3 separate regions of the Homo sapiens genome follow, and all the other regions are linked to region 2. The links are chromatin contacts, found by Hi-C or POLR2A ChIA-PET in ENCODE. All regions are on one chromosome and are shown on one strand. Each heading gives the region's core, a stretch centred on a gene start or an enhancer-like site at or near the end of the contact. The rest is flanking DNA. Distances are from core to core; before and after follow the strand shown.

What was found. Hi-C counts contacts between places; a loop is a spot of excess contacts on that map. ChIA-PET counts read pairs that join two places held with the same protein, here RNA polymerase II (POLR2A). Pooled maps may share reads with other maps.
Region 1: a map of endothelial cell of umbilical vein shows a loop between it and region 2 (2.0-fold over the local background). The contact joins the promoter of IGFBP2 here to the promoter of LINC01963 in region 2. A Hi-C loop is called at or near these places in 1 of 168 maps with a recorded cell type or tissue (endothelial cell of umbilical vein).
Region 3: a loop to region 2 is called in a map of Calu3, with 2.5 times the contacts of the local background. The contact joins the enhancer-like site here to the promoter of LINC01963 in region 2. A Hi-C loop is called at or near these places in 1 of 168 maps with a recorded cell type or tissue (Calu3) and 8 of 50 pooled maps. POLR2A ChIA-PET finds 5 or more read pairs at or near these places in 1 of 52 experiments (activated T-cell).

Annotation. Positions count from the first base shown.
Region 1 is chr2:216,631,970-216,634,669 of GRCh38, reverse strand. IGFBP2 (insulin like growth factor binding protein 2) reads right to left here and starts at 1,250. Exons shown (of 4, transcript NM_000597.3): 1 at 705-1,250. The coding sequence starts at 1,146.
Region 2 is chr2:216,215,562-216,218,261 of GRCh38, reverse strand. It overlaps LINC01963 (long intergenic non-protein coding RNA 1963), which reads right to left and starts at 1,373. Exons shown (of 1, transcript NR_037701.1): 1 at 1-1,373.
Region 3 is chr2:216,474,052-216,476,751 of GRCh38, reverse strand. It overlaps SMARCAL1 (SNF2 related chromatin remodeling annealing helicase 1), which reads right to left. Exons shown (of 18, transcript NM_014140.4): 15 at 1,301-1,483. Among named protein-coding and RNA genes, the nearest start is that of RPL37A-DT, 23 kb to the left of the region's middle. RefSeq lists enhancers at 1,332-1,501, 1,419-1,919. Within about 2 kb of position 1,436, at least 2 of the 41 ENCODE cell types and tissues checked have a DNase peak (open chromatin) inside an H3K27ac peak, as active enhancers do.

The sequences.
Region 1 (2,700 bases), core at 1-2,500, 420 kb before region 2:
CGGCGATCGGGCTTAAGTTACATTGATTCAGCTGCTAGGAGACCCCTCGCCTACCAAATGCCTCCCTTTTATTTTTCCATTCAACGTGGTAGCAAGAGCCCTGCTCGTTCCCTATGGAGAAATAGTAGTGGTGGTTTTCATTTTTCTCCTAAGCGACTCATCCTACAAAGTACCAAGTCCTTTCTTTCCAACTCACAACCCCAGTAGAAGGAAGGGCCCCTTGGGACGCCGGTGCCTCCTCCTAGCTCCCTCTCCTCTTCCAAGGTTCCTGGTGTCACTGGCACCCCGCAGCCTCCGCCTCCCAGCAGCGATCCCACCAGGACCCTTGGGTCCTCAAGCAGTGCCCCAAATAAGATTCGAGTTCCTACTCCCATGGATCTGACCACCGGCCCCCTTCTCAGCAAATCCCTCCTCCAGAATAGAAGTCTGGGTCCGTTCCACGCGGGTAAAACTATGGCAGCAGGGATGCCTTTCCTCTCCCCATTCATCCCCACCAAATGAGTCGCCAGGGCTCTTCCACTTGCTCTAACTCCAGTTCCCCTCCCCGGGCCTGACTTCCGCGTCCCGCTAGCAACAGTCCCCCTTGATTTGGTCCAAGGTCTCGGCTCTGCCGCCCCTAAAACCGTCCGTAAGGTCCAGCCGCCCGTCGGGCTTCTCCGCTGCCCTCCAAGTTTCTCCCAACTACTTGTTCCAGACCGCGTTACCTGCAACCTGCTCCGGGCTGGCGCCATACTCGGCGTCCCGGCGCTTCTCACAAGTGCCCTCGCCCATGACCAGCGCCTGCAGGGGCAGCTCGGAGCCCGGGTGGGGATAGCAGCGCAGCCCCTGGCCGCAGCGCGGGGTGTAGACGCCGCACGCCTCGCCCTCCAGCCGGGCGCACACCGAGCAGCAGCCGCAGCCCGGCTCCCGGACGAGCTCCGCGCATGGCATGCGGGCGCCTCCGGCCACTGCGGCCACCGCGGCGGGCGGCGCAACCGGCGGGGGCCCGCAGGCGGCCAGGCGCTCGGGTGTGCAGGGCGGGCAGCGGAACAGCACCTCCGCGCGCGCCCCGCCGCCGCCGCCACTCGCGCCCAGTAGCAGCAGCAGCAGCGGCAGCAGCGGCGGCGGCGGCAGCGGCAGCGCGGGGCAGCCCACTCTCGGCAGCATGCTGGCGGTCGGCAGCGCGGCGCGGCGGGCGAGCGAGCGAGCGGGCGGGCGGGCAGGTGGCACGGCCCTGCGAGCGCGGGAGCCGCCTCCTCCGCTTCTTCCTCCTCCCTCGCCGCCGCAGCCGGGTCCTAAAGGGCCGGCTTCTCCCCGCCCCCTGCCTTCTCCCCTCCCCCTTTTGGAGACCACTCCCTTCCCCCCCGACACTCCCTCGCGCCGGCAAGTGAGTGCGCGCACGCCCGCTCGCCCACCTCCGCGTTGGCTGCGGGCTCTGGGGGTTCCCTGCTCTTCCCGGGCCCCGTCCCTCCGCACTCTTCTGGCCTGACTATGACTCCTGAAGGAGAATACGGATAACTCGCGGGTTTGGGTAGGACCGGCGTGGCGGTGGAGAAGAGCGCGTGCTTTTGTCTGCTCTCAGTTCAGTTCGCGAGGACTTCGTTTGCGCGCTTCCCCTGTGGCCGGCACTGGGCTAACCGCTGGGGAACACAAAAGACATAAGGCTCCGTTTTGACCTTCAAGTAGATTTCAGTCGGCTCATACCAACTCCTTCCATCCTGGGGTATCACCCACCACTGACACGTGGCTTGGAACAATGACTTCTTGTTGGGTGGGTCCTGCGGAGTTTCAGACCCGTCTAGACCAAGCTAGACCCAAACAGCCCCGAATGGTCTTAGTGACTATTGCAGTTTTCCAAACCTGGGAGCTCGTGACTACAACCTATGAGAACCCTAAGTGCCCCGCAAAACCTGCCCCCTTCGTCTGCAGACCCCCTCCCTTCTCCGCCCGCTAAAATAATCCCTTAGCACCCTGGGCCCCCACCTACAAATCTCGAGGCACTTGTTGCAGGACAGATCCCAGAACACTCAGTTGCAGGGGTCTTGGAGAGGTCAGATCAGCTCTCCAGGTGTGACAGACCCGCTCTGGGGTAAGGCCATTTATGGCTGTCTTCAATAATGCAGATGGACAAGCATGACCTCCTTTCATTGTTCTGTTTGATTTACTGAGTCATCTACCCAAGCTGCCCCCAACCCCCATCATTCCAGGCTGGACTCAGCCATAATCAACCATCTCCTGGGGTGTGACCCTAACAAAGACCCCTGTCAGAGAGATTCCTTGGGTGACAGGTGGACCATTAAGCTGCCTCCACCGCAGGTTTCATCTCCCTATACCTCAGCGCCCCTCTTCCCCCCAGACCCCTCCACTCTGGCTCTTTCTGACTTCAAGGCTCAGAGCCTGTTTGATTCAGTTCAACAGCTAGTTAACCCAATGGCCACCTGGCTCTGAAGGTGACCTAGATGCCTCCAGGAAGGCAAGTACCTGGTCTTAAGACGCCAAGCTGGGAAGAGTTATCGGGAAAGACTTTGGTAAGATAAAAAATAAATAAATAAATGTTTATCAGAGGCTTTGAAGAAAAGAAATATTTTGGTAGAGAGGTGATGTGGTGGTTGAGGAAAGGGGAGTTTCTTGGGTGAGTCGGAGCTGAAATTGAAGCTTGTAATTCTACCAGAGGAAATGGGCGGTTAGCAAGGGCACAGGCAGAGGGACCACCTGAAGCAA
Region 2 (2,700 bases), core at 124-2,623:
AGAATTGCAGGGACTGATAATGGAAGTATTTACTGTACACTTACTATACACCAAACATTTTATGTGGTTCATGCTCATTTAATCCTGACAGCCCTGAAAGTTAGGTTAACATAAACCCTATTTGACAGGTGCAGAAACTGAGACTGAGAATAGTCAAGCAACTTGGCTGAGGTCACAAAGCCAGGATATAGTGGCAGGTTTTGAAAGAGGCAGTTTGATTCCAGGCTCGGCTCTGATAATATTAAGCGGGCATTAAAAAGCAGGCTTCTGGGAGATGGAAAAGGAGTGGTGGAATCATCAAATGGCATGGATGTTGTACATAACTGAAGCCCTGGATTACAGAATTAAAATTCCATGTCTGTACTCCTCCCTCCCGCTCCAGCTCCACAGTTGGCGTGGGCCAGCCCAAGGCTACTGGTGGTGGGAGGAATAGCTTCATGTCCTCAAAGCACTCACCTAAATTCTGGTGTAGGGAGAGCTTAAAGTCTGTGGAAGAGACCCAGCATGCCTTTCCAAGTAGGTCCTGGGTTAGAAAGATCTGGGAGGCCTGTGTGTTAAAAGAGATGGCAGGAAATGATTCAGCTCTATATCTGTAAAATCTCTGACAATGACAGGATGTGAGGAATGACAGGAGGATCAGGAGGGCTGGGCGGGGGTGACTGAAATGTACTGACCCTGGCTGCAAACTAAAAATAAAATCCTAAGTCCCCTCCACCAACTGAATAGAAACGCTCTTGGCAAAGAGGACCCCAGAAAAACCTTAGAAACTGAGTTCCCAGCCATGACAGGACAAGAGGTCAGACACACCTCATTATACTCCCCTCCCTTTTATGGTTTAGACACAACCAACCAGCATTAATGTCAAAATAGAGGTCATAAGACTGACCAAACACACTCTTTGTGGCAACAAGATACCAAATTACAAACAGGACCTAAGGCCATGCCAAACAAGGGTTAAGTCATGCAGCCCTACACTTAAAAGAATAAACTATGTTCTAACTGCCACAAGTTTTCCTTTTCTCTAGCAGCTAAATAAGCACTGGCCTCTAAATAAACAATACTAAAACACTTGCAGCTCCACCAGATGCTGACTAACTGAACTCCACCAGCCATAACTACAGCTTTGATTGGACAAGAGTGATTTCGGTAATTTTCTCCTGGTAAGGAGCCCACCGACCATGACTGGTTCTAGCGGGTTTACAGAGATTGCATACTTGAGTGCCTTCATGTCCTGAATAGACCTTTTGATGTATAGGGCCTGATTGCAATATTTAAATATTAAGTCTCCACCCCAAGGTGAACATGTGTCATATGTAAGATGCATGTTTAATATGCATGCATCAGGACCACTTTCATTAATATTCATAGCTCCTCCTGTAACCTGTTGAATATGTGTTAAGCCAACCCATTCAGCATAAAAGCATAAAACTCCTACCCCAACCCCTCCTCCTTGGAGGTGCCTGTCTCTGGGCTTCTGCTGGAGGAGGCTGTGCTTCCTGGCCTGCAGGATGGCCACCTGGCAGGCTGTCACCCTTAAGAAATAGTGTCTCCATTTTTCTAAATTTGTATCTTATGATTTTTTTTTTAAAGTTAACGTATCTGGCAAAGATGGGATTCTGAAGCAGCCCCTGAATTCCTTTTCCTGTGTCACCCAGGACACCAGGTACAGCCAAGGTCCCTTTGAAAAAGTCCAGTTGTTCCTGACTATGCTGGGAAAGGATCTGGGTAAGTGCTATCAAAATCCAAGATCTCCCACTTTTAGGTTGCAGACTTGATTTCTTCTTTTAGGCCTCCTCCATCTGTGGAACTCCGGAGGAGACCCTCCTGCTGGCCTTGGGTTTGGGAGGGCATTCCTAGTTCTTCTCAGTCCTTTCTGTTCTCCTCCCTGGACCCCGGAGGGAACATCTCTCCTAGCCTTGGGTTTGGAGGAGGCCTTCCTGATTCCCTCCATCCAAGGGCCCTGGAGAAAATGCATTTGTGGGCTCCGGGCTTATGGAGAGGCATTCAGGTTGGATTCAACTGGTTCATAAGGTTTGTGGGGATGCTCACACTAAGGGCACTGGAAGAGATATCTTCATAAAGTCAGTGCAATAGGTAACTTACCCACTAGGGGCAGGAACTCCTGTAGAAGTTCAAAGGCATGCCAGGTTTTCCAGCACTTCAGCTAGCTGCATATTGTGGCCTGTTCTTGTGCACATTTTAAAACTGAACGGGCAAATTACAGCAAGGAAAATTCAGAGCTCAAATGCCCAACCTGCAACTATACAATTAAAATGTAGAGTTTTCTAAAGCTATCTCTTTTTTGTTTTCGGCCTGCTTTGAATTTGCTGTTATTAAGCTACTGCTGTTAAGATAAAACTCATTGTTTATGATACTACTAATTCAAGGCTACTTGGAGCTTTCTTTACAGTTCAGCCAATTGTAGCTAAAATGTAAACACTGAAAACTCATTTGAAACTTCAGGAAAAAAAAAAGGGGTAAAAGGTTTTTAAAAATAAAACTGCCATGAAAACTACTTTTCCCAAGACTTTGGTCCATAGCCTTCATTGGATTACCTACTGGGACAAATAAAGTTTAGCCATGTGAACAGGTCCCAATTTTGTCAGAAATAATTTGGATCCAGCTGTCTTTTGTTAAGTGGTGAGTCTGTATTACCATCTCATGGCTAAGGTTCCAGAGTAAAAGCTGTAAGATCTTTGT
Region 3 (2,700 bases), core at 187-2,686, 260 kb before region 2:
CTTCCATTTCTTCACTGTATGAAATAAAAAGTTATCTTCTAAATAAATAAAAACATCACACACAAGGGAGAGGCTATCCATGATTTGGGCATAGGGTGGTGGTTTAATATAGTGGTAAGCCTTATAATAAATACTTAAGGGCTGGATGTGGTGGCTCACGCCTGTAATCCCAGCACTTTGGGAGGCTGAGGCAGGCAGATTGCTTGAGCCCAGGAGTTCCAGAACAGCTTGAGCAACATGGTGAAACCCCATCTCTACAAAAAATACAAAAATTAGGCATGGAGGCGTGCACCTGTAGTCCCCTGCTACTCAGGAGGCTGAGGTGGGAGGATCACCTGAGCTCGGGAAATCAAGGCTGCAGTGAGCCAGTAAGTCCCTGCAGTCCAGCCTGGGTGACAGAGCAAGACCCTGTCTCAAAAAAGCAAAAGAAAAAAAAAACCACCTAACATCATGAGCATTATTTCTTGTATAAAATGGCTACACCCTCAAGGTCTACCCATTATTAATGTAGTCTCTTATGTGTAGCCAATAAAAACCACAATATTATTAAATATTATATAAATATTAAAGGGGATATAACTTTTCTGGAGATTACCAGAAAAATTTAAGAGTTCAAACAAATGTCTTATCTCTGTCCTCAGTTGGTCAGGTGAGGCCAGTGGTGGTGTCCAGGAAACCCTCACTGCTGTCACTCTGTGTGAGGTCCATTGTTAAAGCAGCTCACAATGATGGCTACTAAAGGGGGCACAGGCTGGAACGTGAGGCCTGGGCTGCAACCTGGTGCCACCAAGTGCCCTCTTCAGTTATGGCAGTGCAGTCCTGCCTCACCCCTTGAGCTCTCGGTGCCCTAACTTCCTCCTATGAGACATGAAGTCAAGATTCCTTCTAGCCCTGGAAGACTTCAACCTTCCCGTTGATAAAATGGAGTCGATAATCCTACAGGTTGCTGTGAAAATCTAGAAAACAGCCAATCGCCTGGCGTGGTGGCTCACACCTGTAATCCTAGCTACTCGGGAGGCTGAGGCAGGGGAATCGCTTGAACCCAGGAGGCGGAGGTTGCAGTGAGCCAAGATCATGCCACTGCACTCCAGCCTGGGTGATAAGAGACTCTGTCTCAAAAAAAGAAAAAAAGAGACTAGTCAATCAACATAGAAGTGCTTAAAGGAAGTGAAAACTGACTTGTGGGAAGTATAATGAATGGATAAAAGGGAAACCACACTTTCCCCGACCGACACTCACTGCTTCCTGCCCACAGCCATGAGCATGCCTGGGGAGTATCTGAGTCTTCTGCGTCTCTTACCCCTGGGTTCCAAAACAGCTCAGCAAACACCACCAGGTCAGCCGAGGAGAAGGTGAGGCCCATATTGGCAGCGGTGATGGACAGCACGGCCACAGCATGCCTCTCCGACAGTTGGAACTGCTGGCACAGGTCCTCCCGCTCAGCTGATGAGGTGGAGCCATCGATGCGGATGTGCTGCACGTGCTGCAGGAACAAGGGGCAGAAGCAAGGTGGGCAACAGCCCCGGGGGCTTCTCAGCAAACCACACCCAGCCACAGCTCCAGCACAGAACCAGGTTCCAGCTCAGCAGAGGCCCCTGCCTTCAGAGCTTTTCTTTTCAAATTGACATTGGTATTGAGATGACTGCTTATACTCAGGTGCCATTGTAAGAAATAATAGAGATCCCTCTTAGGCCTTTGCCCAGTTTCCTGCAGTGGTAACATTCTATAAAAACTATAGTATAATACCACAGCCAGGATGCTGACTTCTATACAATCCACTGATCTTCAGATTTCTTGTTTTACTGTATGTGTGTGTTCTACACAATTTTATCACCTGTGTAGGTTTTCATATATTCACCTCCAATGTTAAGATACTCAACAACTCCAACATTGCAAGGATCCTTTTACCTCCCTCCTCTTTCCACGGTCCTTAGCTCCTGATAGCCACTAATCTGACCTGAATTTCTAAAAACATTTTTTTTCTTTTTCTTTTTTAAGATGAAGTTTCACTCTTGTCACTCAGGCTGGAGTGCAGTGGCACGATCTTGGCTCACGGCAACCTCCGCCCCCTGGGGTTCAAGTGATTCTCCTGCCTCAGCCTCCCAACTAGGTGGGATTACAGGCGCACACCACCACATCTGGCTAATTTCTGTATTTTTAGTAGAGGCGTGGTTCCACTATGTTGGCCAGGCTGGTCTCAAACTCCTGATCTCAGGTGATCCGCCTGCCTCGGCCTCCCAAAGTGCTGGGATTACAGGCGTGAGCCACTGCACCTGGCCAATTTTTTTTTTTTTTTTCAAGAATGCACTATAGGCCAGGCACAGTGGCTCATGCCTGTAATCCCAACACTCTGGGAGGCCAAGGCAGGTAGATCACCTGAGGTCAGGAGTTTGAGACCAGCCTGGCCAACATGGCGGAACCCCGCCTCTACTAAAAATACAAAAATTAGCCAGATGTGCTGGTGTGCGCCTGTAATCCCAGCTACTCAGGAGGCCAAGGCAGGAGAATCACTTGAATCCGGGAGGCAGAGGTTGCAGTGAGCCAAGATGGCACCACTGCACTCCTGCCTGGGTGACAGAGCGAGACTCTGTCTCAAAAAAAAAAAAAAAAAAAAAAAAAAAAAGAATGCTATACAAATGTTATATAAATTGCACAGCATATAACCTTTTGGAATGGGCCTTTGCATTCAGCACTCTCTGG